Linked DNA regions of Mus musculus: region 2 is linked to region 1. A link is a loop called in an ENCODE intact Hi-C map of the cell type or tissue named here. Cell type or tissue: heart. All regions are shown on one strand.

What was found. Peaks named below come from ENCODE experiments on the same cell type or tissue, not always from the same donor. Only the 100,000 strongest peaks of a DNase experiment are listed, where the experiment ranks them.
Region 2: a loop joins it to region 1, with 5 times the contacts of the local background. A loop is called at or near these places in 11 of 42 quality-filtered maps.

What each region holds. Positions count from the first base shown.
Region 1 is chr5:75,140,204-75,148,203 of GRCm38, forward strand. It overlaps Gm19583 (predicted gene, 19583), which reads left to right. Exons shown (of 4, transcript NR_045792.1): 4 at 5,930-6,904. It also overlaps the pseudogene Olfr1401-ps1. Among named protein-coding and RNA genes, the nearest start is that of Pdgfra, 8.0 kb to the right of the region's middle. In heart, CTCF peaks have their summits at 3,205 (motif pointing left), 3,424 and 5,294; a DNase peak (open chromatin) is centred at 3,048; H3K4me3 peaks cover 917 bases; H3K27ac peaks cover 380 bases; H3K27me3 peaks cover 4,191 bases.
Region 2 is chr5:75,076,808-75,084,807 of GRCm38, forward strand. Gsx2 (GS homeobox 2) reads left to right here. Exons shown (of 2, transcript NM_133256.2): 2 at 159-1,086. The coding sequence ends at 499. Among named protein-coding and RNA genes, the nearest start is that of Gsx2, 5.2 kb to the left of the region's middle. In heart, a CTCF peak has its summit at 3,005; no DNase peak of the experiment used is centred here; H3K4me3 peaks cover 625 bases; H3K27me3 peaks cover 6,931 bases.

The DNA.
Region 1 (8,000 bases):
GGGATTCACCCCAGGGCTTGCTGGAGAAACACTCTACATATCCAAGCCGGTTTTATTGTTGGCTTTAGGAGAAGCAAACAGTCTTTAGAGAGATAAGATAACCTTCCAGAGAGCCTGAAGTTGGAATGGTCTCTCGTTTGGAGCCATGCGGAACCTCACCTGGATGCTGAGGACGGAACTTGAACACACAGTTAGAAAGCACATGGACTCCGAGGGCAGAGCAAAGGCACAGTGTGGATTTCTCTGGGCAACAGGCTAGATGTCAGGTTAAAACATGAATTACAGATTTTTTTCTTTTAACTTACACTAATAGCAGTGATACATGGTAGATTTGTCGAATCTAAATCTGTCACTGAAGAATTCAGGAGATTGACATGAATCCCTTAAAAATGTTTATTTAATGTGTGTGTGTGCACATGAGCAGGCCTCCGAACGTGTGGTAAGAGGACGTCTTTATGGGGTTGGTTCTTTCCTTACCTTTCCTTGGATTTCAGGGACTGAGCCAGCGTTTCGAGGCTTGCTGGACAGGCACCTATAGCCTCCGAGTCATTTTACCTCCCCACCCCCACCCCAGACTACAGGAGCCTTAGACAGAGTTATTTTAGTCATTAATTATGTTTCATGCATGCAACTCTCTATCTCACAGAGAGTGGGAATAAATCTCCAATATACTCTTATGCATTCTTACCAGTGAAAACTTGCCTTTGCATAGCATTTAAGGGGAAATGGAGACAGATTCTCTCCTCTGAGTTTCAGTGCTCAGAGCACTCTCTGCTGGCAAGCTCTCTTACAGGGAAGGTGCGCAGATAGCCCAAAACCTAGGATACCCAAGATATAAGATACAATTTCCTAAACACATGAAACTCAAGAAAAATGAAGACTGAAGTGTGGACACTATGCCCCTCCTTAGAAGTGGGAACAAAACACCCCGGAGCTCTTGACTCTAGCTGCATATGTATCAAAAGATGGCCTAGTCGGCCATCACTGGAAAGAGAGGCCCATTGGACACACAAACTTTATATGCCCCAGTACAGGGGAACGCCAGGGCCAAAAAGGGGGAGTGGGTGGGTATGGGGGACTTTTGGTATAGCATTGGAAATGTAAATGAGCTAAATACCTAATAAAAAATGGAAAGAAAAAAAAAAGTCACAGAAAGAGAGATTGCTGAGAAAAAAGTACATGGGTGTGTGGAGCTGAGTGTCCATTCTAATTAAAATGATAATTCCAAGATTCGCAAGAAGAGTAATGAGGTAAACAACTAGAAATGTGGTGAACAGGGCCACTTTTTTGACAGGGTTATTAGTAATCCCTAAGAAAATGAATTTATCCACAGAGGAGCAGTTTCCCCTATCCATTCTTCTTTTTTCTTATGTAAAATTTAAATGATATTTTCAAAACTAGGTGGATGCATTCTTAATTATCTGTAAAAAAGAGAATAATTTATTGCATGGATTTTCTCTCAAAAATCTACAGTCACATTACTCTATAAGTAGATCTTTAAGACGTTAATCATTATAAAACGTATGTAATCGTGTGAAGGTTCAGTTGTTATGATTAGTGACATCCATGTATCATTGTATAAAATGTAACTATTTATATTTTCAACATGTTTGATGCTCCCTGAATTTTTCAAGCATATTTCTGATTTACTGAATTTTTACTTGAGCTTCAATGTATGCAGATTGAGTAGCAATTATACAGGTACTAAGCTCTACCATAAAAGATTAGATCTTTTCATATTTAAAAATATTCACCTGAACAAAATATTAGTTATAAGTACTCAGATTCTCCAAACTCCTGAGTGGTTGGAAGAACATTTGTTAGTTCAGGAAGCAAAAAAAAAAAAAAAAAAAAAAAAAAAAGGGGAAATGGATTAGTGTGAGGGCCAAGGGTACAGCCTGTAGCCATCACAGTCATGGTTAACATTGACCCAAATACAACGTAGTCCCGAATTGTCACATTTGGACATTTGAGTCTTTTGAGTGTGACCAGTGTCTGGTATTATGATCACCTAGCAAGACGTCAATCTTGGCCTGGGATGTATCTTAGTTGGTAAAGTGGTTGTATGGTACCGTGAATTGACCTTTTTGCTTCTAAGTGACAAACTCATGATAATATTAATATCAATTTTCCATAGAGCCATCATGGGGAAGAATTCGATAAGATATTATCTTTGCTAATGATTCTAGGTGTGTTTTTTTTTTTTTTACAATATCTATGTATACTGTAGTGTCTTCAGACACACCAGAAGAGGGTGTCAGATCTCATTACGGGTGATTGTGAGCCACTATGTGGTTGCTGGGATTTGAACTCAGGACCTTCAGAAGAGCAGTCAGTGCTTCTAACTGCTGGACCATCTCTCCAGCCCTTATTTTGGTCTAAAGTATTTGTTTGTCTGTTCATTTTAGTCAGGTCTCTATCTTTTTTGGCTGACCTGGAACTCTCTATGTAGACCAGTCTGGCCTCAAACTTACAGAGATCTATCTGTCTTTGCATCCTTGGGGCTAGGATTTAAGACACATGCCACCATGCTCAGCCCTTAACATTGTTTTTTTTTTTTTTTTTTTTATTGTTTTGTGTGGTTTTTGTTTGTTTGTTTGTTTATTTTTGTGAGTGAGGGTGGTGCATGCAAGCTACTACAATAATAGTTTCTGGAAGTTCGAGGGCAACTTGTTGGTTCTGTCCAAGTCATAGACTTGATTGATATAGCAAGCCCCTTTGCTGGCTGGGCTATCTCGCAGCAGCCACTCTAGAAGGAAGTGTATGATTACTGCCTTCCACCCAGCTCCAGAATCTGGAATTTTGCTCAAGTGTTCCTTCCTTGAGGAGCCCCACTCTGGAAAAGATGACACCATAGGTAGTTTTTCTTAGCATCATGGACCGAGTGAAGCTCCCACGACTTCGGGTGGTTTCATAGCCAAGGCTGCGGCAGAGCCTAGCAGAGGGAGGGCTGGAAGTTCTCATCGCTCTCTCATCCAGCACTGAGATCTCACCAACTTTCCTTAGCGTACGGAGGATGACTCCAAACAGTTTCACCTTGAGGTGTAACCTCAGGTTTGCTGAGGGCTAACATCGAACTGGACGGTCTGCTAGGAGCGAGGCTTAGGCACGGGTGGGTAGATGTGACTAAATTCTCTCTGGAAGATTGGTTTCAAGCAACGGGTTGTGAACGCGTTAGGGTGAATTTAGATTCTGACCTGGCCTCTTGTGCCCTCTAGTGGTCTAAAACCTCAGAACTTGTCACTCAACCAAGGTTGTTCCCGCCCCCCCCCCCCCCCATGGCTAAATCGCTATAACCTTTTAGCCATCTGTTGCATAGTGAATTCAGTTCATAACTACGCTTACAACACAGTAAAGCAATTAACTAAACACACACAATAAGAGACCTGACACATCTTGTGGGGTCTTTGAAAGGTCTTCGGTGTCTTATTTTGTGGTGTGCAAACCCAATAAGCTGTAAGTCCTTAGTGGATAATTGAAACGATGCTCGAATCAGAGGCAGTCCCTCTCTCATTGTCAGTCTGTGAAAGATTAGCTCGCGAAGAAGAACAACAGCATGCAGGCCTGTTATCTGGTGAGATAGTGCCACTCCCCGTGATGACGGTAAAGCCTCAGATTTGAGGGAGCCACCGGTTTAAAGTCTCAGTTTTGTTCAGATTCCAAGATAGCAGCCAACCTGGAGGTGCGTGTGGGGGTTATCTCTTGAACAATGTCAGCTTCTTAGAGGAGTGTGTTCAATATCATAACATCACAGTCCTTTGGGGGCGCTGCAATCCTTTTTCAGGACGGAGATTACAGCGCTGTCTCCACACTACCATAAACAGGCACACCCATGTAACCTACAAGCTATGAATGACTTAAGAACAAGAGCAAATGTAGCTCTCTCTCTCTCTCTCTCTCACACACACACACACAAAGAGAGAGAGAGAGAGAGAGAGAGAGAGAGAGAGAGAGAGAGAGAGAGAGAGAATGTGTGTAGAGCTCACGATGTTGGAGCTTTGAGCATGCTGGGTAAACACCCTACCATCGAGTTTACCCCTACCTCGAAAGCAGCACCTAGCCCCGGGATTGCTCAGAGCTCTAGCTATCACCTTCAAGGAAAATTTTGTAACTCTGGTTGCCCATGGTGGCTTCAAGCACCTGGTGGCCTCATAGTGCTGTTCACACCTGCTGTTTAGTTAGGGCCTAGTTTGTTTTCTGTCTGTCTCCCCAGCCCAAAGCTAAGCCTCGGTATGGCAGCTGTCTGTCCATGACAGCATCATTGAGTCTATCACAGTTCTCACCCAGGAGGTGTTAAATAAGCATTTGCCAACTTCAACAGCCCCTTGGGGTAGATGCTGGAGGAGGCAGGCCAAAGGCAAGGGTGATTTCCATTCTTATACTAAGTGGCACAGAAAGGCAGGTGCTTGAAGACTCAGAGGCAGCCACTCAGAAGGCTGAGCTGTGCACCCACAGAAAGGAGCGAGCTCTTTGCATCTCTCCAGCTCCCACTACCCTTTCAAAGAAAGTAAATGCCTTGAGGTTCTAGAGCGGCTGTTAGAAAAGACTGCGGCTGTCTGGCTGTCTGTGAAGACAGAGAAGGATGGTTGTGCCTGTAAAGCTGACTGACGGTGTGACTCTGAGGCTGGCAGAGCCCTTATTAAGCGTGCAGAGACTCTGGGTTAGAACCCAGCACCTCATAAACAACAAGCAAACTGGAACTGCTTTTTGATCCTGTTACATGCCTGTAGACTCACAGCTCTACTTAGGAGTCTAAAGAAGGCTGCTTGAGCTAAGGAACCAAAGCAGCAGCAGCAGGAGAGAGAGAGAGAGAGAGAGAGAAAGAGAGAGAGAGAGAGAGAGAGAGAGAGAGAGAGAGAGAGAGAGAGAGAGAGAGATTATGGACATTATGTTATCTCTTCTGCTTACTTACTTTCCAAAGATAAAGATGCATCGGCACAATGGTGTGTGCCTGGTGATCTCTGGCCTTAGGAGGTCACTGAAATCAGAAGTTGGAGGTCAGTCTGGTGTACTACTAAGCCCCTGTCCAAGGAAGGAAAAGAAAAGAAAAGAAAAGAAAAGGAGAGGAGAGGAGAGGAGAGGAGAGGAGAGGAGAGGAGAGGAGAGGAGAGGAGAGGAGAGGAGAGGAGAGGAGAGGAGAGGAAAGGAAAGGAAAGGAAAGGAAAGGAAAGGAAAGGAAAGGAAAGGAAAGGAAAGGAAAGGAAAGGGAAAAGAAAAGAAGAGAAAAGAGAAGTCAAACCAGCAAACAACTCCTCCCACTTAAACAACCACAAGGGAACCAGAACAGAGAAAAGAAAGACAGTGTGGACCAGCAGAGGGCCAGCAAGCATGATCTCAAAGCTGTAAAACTGCAGAAAGCTTGACTGAGCACAGGGCAGAGCAGCATCCTGGGCCAGGCCTTTTTGTGGGGCTGCAGCGCTCTCATCTCCAGTTATTTTTGTTTGTTTTTTGAGTGAATGAGTGAGGTTGTATCTGGAGTTACAGTGAGTAAATGTCTTAGCGGTTAGGATCAAGTGGTGCTGCAACAGAAAACTCCAGAAGGAGGTTTTGTTATTGTTGTTGTTTTGTTTTTGTTTTTGTTTTTGTTTTTTTGTTTGTTTTTTTGTTTTTTTGGTTTTTTTTGAGACAGGGTTTCTCTTTATAGCCCTAGCTGTCCTGGAACTCACTTTGTAGACCAGGCTGGCCTCGAACTCAGAAATCTGCCTGCCTCTGCCTCCCGAGTGCTGGGATTAAAGGTGTGCGCAGAAGGAGGGTCTTAAGATGTTTGTGTCTGCCACATTTTAGGTCTGGGTGGGCTTGGGGCTTTAACAGTCAAGGGTCCTTCTAATTTACTGTACCATAGAGGTCTGTTCAAATTCTCAAGGTGGCCTCAGTCCATGGAGATTTGGAAACCTTGAGTCACATTTTTGTTTTGTTTTGTTTTTCACAGGCAGGAAAAAAAAAAATCTGAGTAAAGTGTACCATCTACTTTAAAGGACACCCAATTTCACTCTCAACACACCCTATTGGCTGTAACTGTTCTTCAGGACCAGATCTAACTGGAAGAGACCTTGAAAAGAAGATAGGAGGAAACACACAAACACCTGAACCGCCAGAAACTATTACTGGGGAAGAGAAAAAGGAGGTTACTAGAGAAAAATATGCAACCTTTGTTCCTGGAACCAGGCATCTAACTTTCTATCCTAGAAAGATAGATAACCTATTCTGTCCCTCCAGGGGGTGGGTGTGGCAGTCAGAAAGCTAGAACTCAGTAATTTTAGGATGAAGATCTCATAAAACCCTGCTGTGGGCCAGTGGGTGATCAAATGATATGTTTACATTTTTATTTTCAGATTTACCCTTAAATGTCCATTTAAAAATAGGTGTGAAGGAGAAGCAATCTCATTTTCCAGTTATGTAATAGCTAACGTGTTCCTATTTCATAGAATTGTCAGTTACTAACAGATAAGTCCAGCTGGGACTTTATCTGAACCTGGGTAGGAAGTACAGACTTCAGTCATATTCAAATGATATCTCATTGTCTGGATCTTGAATATTCAGGAGATAAAGATTCTTGGTTCTTCCTGTATCTTCTTAGAAATAGAATTCCACCTCCCCAGGATTGTCCAAAATTCTACCTTAGATTTTCCTGTAATGTTATTTTGTCTCCTAAGCTTTCTTAAATATATCCTGTGTAAATGTGACTTCATCTGGGCTGGGGGCTAGAGAAGGGGTTTAGAGGTTAGGAGTAGTGGCTGCTCTTCCAGAGGGCCCAGGTTCAAGTCCCAGCACTCACCAGGTGTATTGTAACCATCTGTAATTCCAGTTCCGGGGGTGGGGGTGGGGATCCGATGCTTTCTTCTGGCCTCTGTCTGCACCAGGCATGCAGGTAGTGCATGCAGCAGATAAAACTTCCATACACATAAAAATAAAGAAAATCTTTTTAAAAACTGTCTTCATCATGTTCCTTCTCAAATTTGCTTCTGGCTGACCCCTCCCCAGCTGAATAAAAAGGTACCAGGTGACCTAAGCCAGGGTGACCCCTCCCTCAGGTCTCACACCCAGCCAGTGAGTGCAATGCCTGCGACTTGCTCTCTGAAGGTTCTCACTGCCAGAGGTATTTCCTCTTTGCTGGCTTGATATGGTAGCCTCCCTCACCCTCAGCTCTGTTTCAGCAGTCCCTCCTCCACCAATCTGACATCTATCAATTTCCCCCATCAATCTGTCTATAGAATAAGACCAGTATTCATTTATGGTTTTGTTGTTTTGTTTTGTTTTGTTTTGTTTTTATCGAGGCAGGGTTTCTCTGTGTAGCCCTGTCTGTCCTGGAACTCACTCTGTAAACCAGGCTGGCCTTGAACTCAGAAATCTGCCTGCCTCTGCCTCCCAAGTGCTGGTATTAAAGGCTTGCGCCACCACTGCCCGGCTCATTTATGTTTTATTCACCCATTATCTATCTATCTATCTATCTATCTATCTATCTATCTATCTATCTATCTATCTACATATCTATTATCTATCTACCTATCATTATCTCTATCAAGACAGTCTCCTGTAACCCAGGCTGGCCTCAAACTTGCTGTGAGGTAGAGGTTTGCCTCAAACCCATGATGGTCCTTAGTCTACAGAGGGCTGTTTTGCAGCTGTGTCCAGCCTAGAAACCTTCTAAGATCTGGGGTCTTTGTTCATTTCCAGATGGACTCTTGTGATCTCCAGCCATTCCATGCTTCTTCAGCTGAACCCCCTTGAGATTCCTCCTTGTGTGGATTGCCATTCCTTTTAGGAGCTCAGAGAGCTTGTTCCTTTCCACAGGGAAGCCCTGCCCACCATCCTTTTGGTATTCAGCGGCTGGGTATGGGTTTATGAGAGTAGCTTCAGCAGGCCTCTACTGTTCTCTTAATCCTGGGAAGGCAGAGTTGAAACCTTCCCACTTGGCACAGATCTGGAGGTATCTTCTGGCTTAGTAAGACTCCATTGTAAAGTGTAGGAGTTATAGGATATACATTTGAGTGTATTTATTT
Region 2 (8,000 bases), 63 kb before region 1:
GTCTTTCTTACACTCCCAGACAGACCAGGGACAAACATGGATGTGTTGGGTTAGACTGGGTTCTGGAGCCGCGTTCTTTCCAAGGGTTGTCAAGTAGAGTGGGGTCACTTTTTTTTTTCTGCGGTTCATCACCTCTCTGCTCTCTTTTGGGTCCACAGGAGGCTCCGATACCAGCCAGGTACCCAATGGCAAAAGGATGAGGACAGCGTTTACCAGCACGCAGCTCCTGGAGCTGGAGCGAGAATTCTCTTCCAATATGTACCTGTCCCGACTCCGGAGAATCGAGATCGCGACATACCTAAACCTGTCAGAGAAGCAGGTGAAAATCTGGTTTCAGAACCGTCGCGTGAAGCACAAGAAGGAGGGGAAAGGCGCTTCGAGGAACAATCACACAAGCTGCAAGTGCGTGGGTAGCCAGGCGCATTATGCGCGCTCCGAGGACGAGGACTCCTTGTCCCCTGCCTCGGCTAACGAAGACAAGGAGATTTCCCCCTTGTAAAGGCAGAGGCTCCTTCTGCTACCTGCTCCCGGTACCCTGCCCTCCTCCTCCCCATCAGCACAGGGACCAAAGTTCTAGTCCATTGCCCTCATTCCACCTGGAAAAGAAACTCTGAAAAGTCCGGGGAATTCAATGCCGGGCCCGACTTTGAAGCTAGCTCCTCTTTATCTGGGATTCCACTCAGTTACGGATTGGTTTTTTGTTTGCTTTTTTGTTGTTTTTAATGTAAATATCTAGAATTCTAACCAGTCTCATATATCAGGAAAAACCAGGGTTGATTAAAGTTTAACACTGTATGGGGGGAGGGGTTGGTTGAAGACGCATGCCATTTGCCCCCCTGTCTTTTCAGAACTTGATGAGAAGAGGGGTTTCTTTATTGTTTTTGTTGTTGTTTTAAAATGAAATCATTGAAGTTGCCATTAATATAGAGAGTTAAACTCCGTAGGTCTTGTTTTCTGAAAATTTTCATGGGGGAGAATTTTAAATCCAGGTCTCTGGAAGTCCCTTTGTATGTGAATAGTTTTATATAAAATACATATTTATATTTATTTAAATAAATGAAACGAAATAAATATTTTTTAATTCGTGGTACTTGTCCTTATCCCCCCCCCCCCACACACACCATATCTAGAGACAGTCATGGAGGAGGGACTTAGGGGTTAAATACTGACTGCAACTTAATGTGGGTCACTTAGCTGATGGAACTTGGAACTAAAGGTTTTGTGGGTAACAGAAACTTCTTACCAAAAAGACCTTCAGTCCTCATTTGAGGTGACCCACCAGCTAGTGAGCCTTTCAAAAACCAGGTGACAGCCCATTTGGCAGAACTGGGAACTAACTGTAGGAGGAACACTGAAGAATACTGAGGGAACCTGATATGTAGTAGAGGGGAAATCCAACATCCACAATGTTTCCATTTTATTTGTTTGAAATAGGTTCACACTATGTAGCCCAGGGTTGCCTTCCACTCTCAGGCATTCACCTGCCTCTGCGCACATGCCAGGCCTACAGCCAGTTTTCATTTGCACTTGATCTTAGCCCCCAAACCCACTATTTATTTGCCTGGTACTTTGTCCTCCTCCCTTCTGGTCTCTCACCTTGCTCAGTGCTAAAATCTGAACCCTGTGAAGCAATTCACAATCTAGGAATAGTTTTTAGGTCAGGGTGAGGAAAGTTACAAATGACTTCTATACACGACTAGAAACCCCGATGTGCTTGGTGGCTTCTATACTTCAGAGTTAGCTGAATGTCCTCAGTGCCCAGATTACAAGAAGCTAGGAACAGAGAAGTGACTTTTCTAAATATTTACAATCTCCTATTTCCAAAACAACCCAAAAGATATCTTAGAGTAATACTGTCCTCTGGGAGCAGACTTTGTTTATTATTTCTGCTGTTGTAAGTTGGTCTACTTAACCTCTCTGTGCCCAGGAGTTCATACCTGCTAGCCCATAGCCCTTCTCTCAGCAAGACCACCTGGGATAGGTGTCTCAGTCTGGATCTGTGTCTGGGAGAGAAGGAAAGAGGAAGAGTGGTTTCTGAGTACCAACAATGCACACTGGTGGGATTCCTGACTATTTATATAAAGATGTCACCTAATAGGCTCAAGCCACAAATAGTGTTTCACATCCCCTCCCTTCCCCCTTTCCCTAAAGGGATTTTTAGGTCTGATGTTTTAGTCCAGTCCTCCTCAGCAAAGGAGAAAGGAAAGGACATGACCGTGGTGTTTATGATTGGCAGATTTTCTGTGTCAGGCACTTCCCCACCCCAGACACACACACACAGACACACACAGAGGGAGAGAGCGAGAGAGCGAGAGAGCGAGAGAGCGAGAGAGCGAGAGAGAGAGAGAGAGAGAGAGAGAGAGAGAGAGAGAGAAGAGAGAGAGAGAGAGCACTCTCAGAACTTCAGGAACAAGATTCATTTTCAAACCCCTTTAGGGCACCAAGCTGAGGCAGGCAGGAGGAAGGGCCACAGTGTCCTGGCCAAAGGGGACCTGTGAGCTACTTTGTATGGAGGGTTGTTCCTGCTTTTGTACTGTTGTCCCAAGCCAACTCATGCTCCTTCCTGGATCTCTGTGACTCTCACACCAGGGGAAGGAGGTAGGGGTTGGGAGTGTCCTACTGGCTGGGAGATGACCCAGCTTGCTACATTTCCTATTTCCTAAAAAAAAAAATCAGTCTCTCTTTTTCCTAAGAAACAGCAGCAATGGCTAGAGGCCAGTGGGAGGAAAGATGTTTGCAGGAACTAGGAATGGGCTTTTAAAGAGGGTCGCCTCAATGTCCACTCCAGCCCAAGCAAAGCCTCTTCTGAGGCATGGGCAGACCATCACCTTTCTGTGCACATCCTTGCCAGTCCCACTGCCCATCCTTGAGTCTGGCTCCGGTATGGATCTCAGCCCCTAGCCTTGCAAGGTCTACCAGGTTGCAGACTTTGTGGCCAGATTGCTGAGTCACGTGCTTGCCACTCCCAGCGTTGTGCGGAGCCTGGCTCCCCCGCTGGTGAGAGGAGAGCTAGCTAGGGCTGCTGTCCAGACTGTGGACTGCTAAGATGCTGTCAATCTCTCTCTCTAGCTTCCATCTTCAAGAAAATTCCTAAGGTCGTTCTTCCAGAGACAAAAAGATTCTTGGCCAAAGATACTTAAGCAGACCTCTGATTAAAAGAAAGATTCTCTAAAATTCTGGAAGAACTCTGCACTTTCTGTCACTTAAGCAATGGAACACCAGTTCTATCCAACTAGGATAGATTTGCTACCCTCTTCATCCGCTACCCTACTCTCACTCAGAAACCCCCCCAAAAAAACTCACCCCAGTTAAAAAATTTTTCATGTTTCAAAATAACACTTCCAGAATCTAGCATCTGACTGTCCATATTAGATTAAGAACCTTTTAGTCAGCTCTCAAACACTACAAGACAAGCACAAAAATAGTCTACCAATAACCATCAGATCAAGATCAAACGTTGTAAGTCATGTCCCCTTGGGTGCACTGGAGAAGGTTTAAGACGTTGGGAGCCAAGTGGTCTTGGACTTTCCATGTGTCCCACTTGTAACCCACCACACGCTCTTTATCCAGAGCACAGCCCATCATAATCCTTAAACACAGCCAGGAAAAGAGAGAGGAAAACTTGAAGTAGAAACCAGGAACTTTTTTTTGACCAAAAAGGTGTCAGTGAGGACCACTGAAGGTCTTGTGTCTAACCTGGAGAACTCTAGCAGCTGGGAGTTTCAGGATAAAGGGAAGATGACCAGGGCACCTTATGCCCTGGCTCAACCAGGACAGGCAAGGAGGAATGTGACCCTCTGCTCTCCCATCCAGTGACCAACACTTGCTCTGGGCCAAGTGGCTGATAGGGATTGTATCCCCAGGCTCAATTGCAATCTCTGGCAAAAGGAAGCCAGCAGCTCATTGAAGTGTCAGAGGCCCCAGGAATGAAGACACTGGTGCCAGTAGACCTGTCTTCTCTGGAGTTCTAATTCTGAACTGGTTTAGTTTGAATTATGCATCAAAGCCTTATTTCTTGCTATTTCTTTTTCCAAATAGAAACAAAACTCAGTGAAGTACAGTTTTCCACTTCTGGCCTTCTCAGCCTCTCCCCTCCCCCCTGCCACTCGAGGCCACTTCTATCCAATTACATCCGATTAGGATTTTGTCCATTTGCTTAGGTCACACTGACTGGTCAGACAATTGCCGGAAAGGTGGTAGGGCAAAGCAAAAGTGGTCACAAGTGGCAAAGGGAGCTCTGTGTCCACATATATGCAGTTATGCAGGTATCATACATGTATGCTTATGTGCCAGACACACACACACACACACACACACACACACACACACACACACACACACACTTATACACACGGCAGGGTGGGGGAGAATTGAGTAGTCATGGTGTTGTAAATGAAAAGTCAAGACCAATAAACAGAATCCTGGGGGGTTTTAGCTTTCTTTTTCTTTTCTTTTTAAAATAGAGCATCCTTAGTTCATGCTGACCACAAACTGTCATTCTGTCATTGTAGCTAAGGACAATCTCTTCCCTCATCCAGGTGCTGACATCACCTGGGTTATGCGGTGCTGGGGCAAGAACCCAGAGCTTTGTGCTACCTATGACCAGCATCTTAACTAAGCTCCAAACCCAGCTCTTTAAAAACATGTTTTCATCCTTTTTTGCAGGCCCTGCTCCTTGAGAGATGCCCTTGAAGATGGCTGGGACTTGGGGGGAAAGTCTGAGGTGAGAGGGAGGAGAATTCTGGGACAGGAGTGCCAGCCAGCCCACCCTTAATGGGAGGGAGAGAATGACACTTGCAATTGAACCCATTTGCTAGAGGAAATTGGGTTTAAAGGAGCAATCACTTCTTTAAAAGGAGCTCCTCCCATCTTCCCCAAACAGAAGGCTGTCCCAGGGGATGAATGCGCACTGTGCATCAAAGCAATTGTTCCAATTTTCATTATTCACAGAGAATCTTTGAATGTACCTGTTAAGGTGACAGACCTTTTAAAAGGGAACATTTTTCCATGCAATTAATTGGTGCATTTACTAGGTTTCTATTAACATAATTTAATATAAATCTATTTTATAAATCTTTAGGCTCACATTACTGAAATTGAGCTCTTTTTAGAAAAAAAAAAGTGCCCACAGATGCCTCTTTCTTAAATTAGATAGAATGAAATCCGAAAACTTGCTATTCTAAGACAGCTGCAAATAAGAAAGGCAAAGGGAGTCTTTTGTATTGTCTTTGTTAATGGGGGAGGTTTGGAGAAAGCAGGCGCTCGTATCACAGGAGAGATTCAAGCCCAGCCTGAGCTCTGTATCTGAAACTTGTAGGACGAGCTGCATTTGGGCCAGGCAGAAGGGGGAGAACTTAAAGCTATGTCTTAGGAACAGAGTTGAATGAGTGCTCAGATGAGAGAAAAACAACAGAGAAAAAAGAAACAGCAGCAATCCAACTTCCGAAGAAACCTGAAAGTAAGTTTCTTCTACCTAGAGGAAGGAAACCCAAAGCCGGTGAAACCTCACAGTCCCTAATGTCTATGATAGATATGTAACCCTGGCTCCTTAGAATCAGGTGCATTCTCCAAAATTTTGGAGGCCCCATCATGTCTAAAAACAGGGTTTTGTTCTTCTTTGGTCTACTGATGTCAGTAAGCCCCCTTCTCCACCATGTTTTTTGCTTGTGTCCCACCTGAGCACTGTTTTCTTGAACCCAATCGTATCTCTGTTGAGCTTTCCCAGAGCCAAACACAGAAAGGGGGCAAGGGCTCCCCTCGGAGAATCTGGACAGATCGGAAGTGTATGCTGTGTGCTTAGGAAAGTAACTAGTTTCAGATTAATGAAGCAGTGACAATTTCAATCTGCTTGAAGGCGGAGGTTGGCACTGCCCAGGCCCAGCGTGGGGAGCTCGCCAGGCCTGGCTTTATATTGTCCTCATTTCTGAAGAGCAGACAAAGATGGATAGAGAGACATTGAAAAGGAGGGAGAGTATTTAAAACAGCTCCATAAAGCAAGCTGTCACTTTAAGACAAGAACCATGGTGCTTTGATGACTTTGTATTAGCGGCACCATTTCAAATAAGGGACTTCAGTCTATAAAGAAAGGGAGAAACTGAAAGGGGAAAGAGGGAGAGGAGGAAAGGAAGGAGAAAAGAGGCAGGGAAGAAGAGGGGGGGAAGAGAAGAGGAGAGAGAGACAGATAGAAGTCAAAGAGAAAAACAGACTGACAGAGAAATGGACACACACATACAGAGAGAGAGAGAGAGAGAGAGAGAGAGAGAGAGAGAGAGAGAGAGACTCTTGCGCACTGTAGCGAGACTAATTCCTGGGCAGCTACTTGATTTCTGAAGTTCTGGGAGAAACAAGCCACAGCAGGTGCAGAGACAGGGGTGGGGGAAGACAGGTGGAAGTTGTCGCGATGGGAAAGAGCTCCGGGCCCAAGTGCAGCCGGCGACTCAGAGAGCAGCGGCCAGCTTGGCCTCAGTTTGCTGAGAAGAGCGAGAGAGAGCAGCACTGCCCGCCCCGCACCGTTGGGGATTCTAATGGAAATTTTCGAGAGCTTGCTGGAAAAAGAATAGGAAGGGGGGGGGGGGCGGGCTGCTTTAAGAGACCACCTTCACAAAGCCTAATTTGAATTATTTGGGGTCAAGCAGCAGCAAGCCACCTCCCCTCTTCCTTCCTAATTAATGACCATGATTAGTTATTAGGCGTCTTGAGGCTTCGACCAAGCTTTGAGTAGTTTATTCTAGGAGCTGGTTTTAACTTGGGAGAAGGGAGCTGGAGTTAGGTTTGTTGTTGTTTTAAGAATGGCTTCATTCTGAGGCTCAGGACTGACCTGAAATTATCATTGTAGCCCACGCCAGAGTAATCCTCTGATTACAGAGTGAGTGGTCGTCATCCTGGGGGCTGGGTTACACTGGAAGGAGGGAGTTTAGACAGGGCGGTATGTCTGTAGGTCTGCTTCTCTTCCTGTCTTCATCTCTTCCCTCGTCTTCCATCCTCCTCTTCCTCCTCCTCTTCCTTCTCCTCCTCCGTCTGTATGTCTCTCTGTCTGACTGTCTCTCTGTGTCTCTGTCCTGTCTGTGTGTCTCTGTCTCTCTGTGTTTCTGTCCCTATGTCTTTGTATCTCTCTCCCTCCCACTTCTCTTCCCCCCCTTCCTTTTCTCTCTTTCTCTCTCCACTATTTCTCTCTCCCCCTCCCCTCCGTTCCTCTCTCTTTTCTTCCCATTGAATCCACCCTGGCTTTAGCTCAAGTTTCCTAACTGGTACCCCGTCTTCCACCGCTGGCCCTAAAGCAAAGACGCAGGTGCTGCGGACCGCACTTGAGACGGAGGCCTTTGGGGAATCCCGCTAGGTCCCCGGGCGGGCGGTGGGTGGGGCAGTTTCACTGTCTGGATTCTTGGATCGCAAGTTCCTGGGAGTTTCAATGTTTTTTGTCGTTGTTTTGTTTCTGCCAAGGAACTTCATATATATATATACACACTTTCTATTTTATTTTATCTTGTTTTGTTGTTAAGACTTAGAAACCGGGACAGGAGACCGGGTGGCCTTTGAAGGCCGGCGAAAGGGCTCCTCCGTCCGTGGCGCTGGAGGGAGACGCGTTTAGTCACTGTTTCATTAGGCACTATTTGAACCTTGCAACATGTGGTACTTTCTGGGCAAGCTGAAAAGGGAGGATTATGTAGGAGGGACACAAGGAAATTAGCGAACGGTTAATTTAACTCGTTTTCTGCTAGACTTTTCGATACATTCCTAATTGACTGAGGGGCAGGTGAAGCTCCCGCCCCATGCAGGCTCATTCACGGTGGGAATAAATGGCTTTTTCAACTCACACTGCTCACAATATATCATCAGGGGAAAGACATGCAATGAATATGTTGATTTTTTTTTATTAATGGAATTACACCCTGCCATGCAGGTGTGAGGGTAAAAAACCTATACTGAAATGAAATAAGATTAACAATGAAATTAGAATTTTATTAGCTTTCTATGTCACGTAGACCTGGATTTGAAGTGTC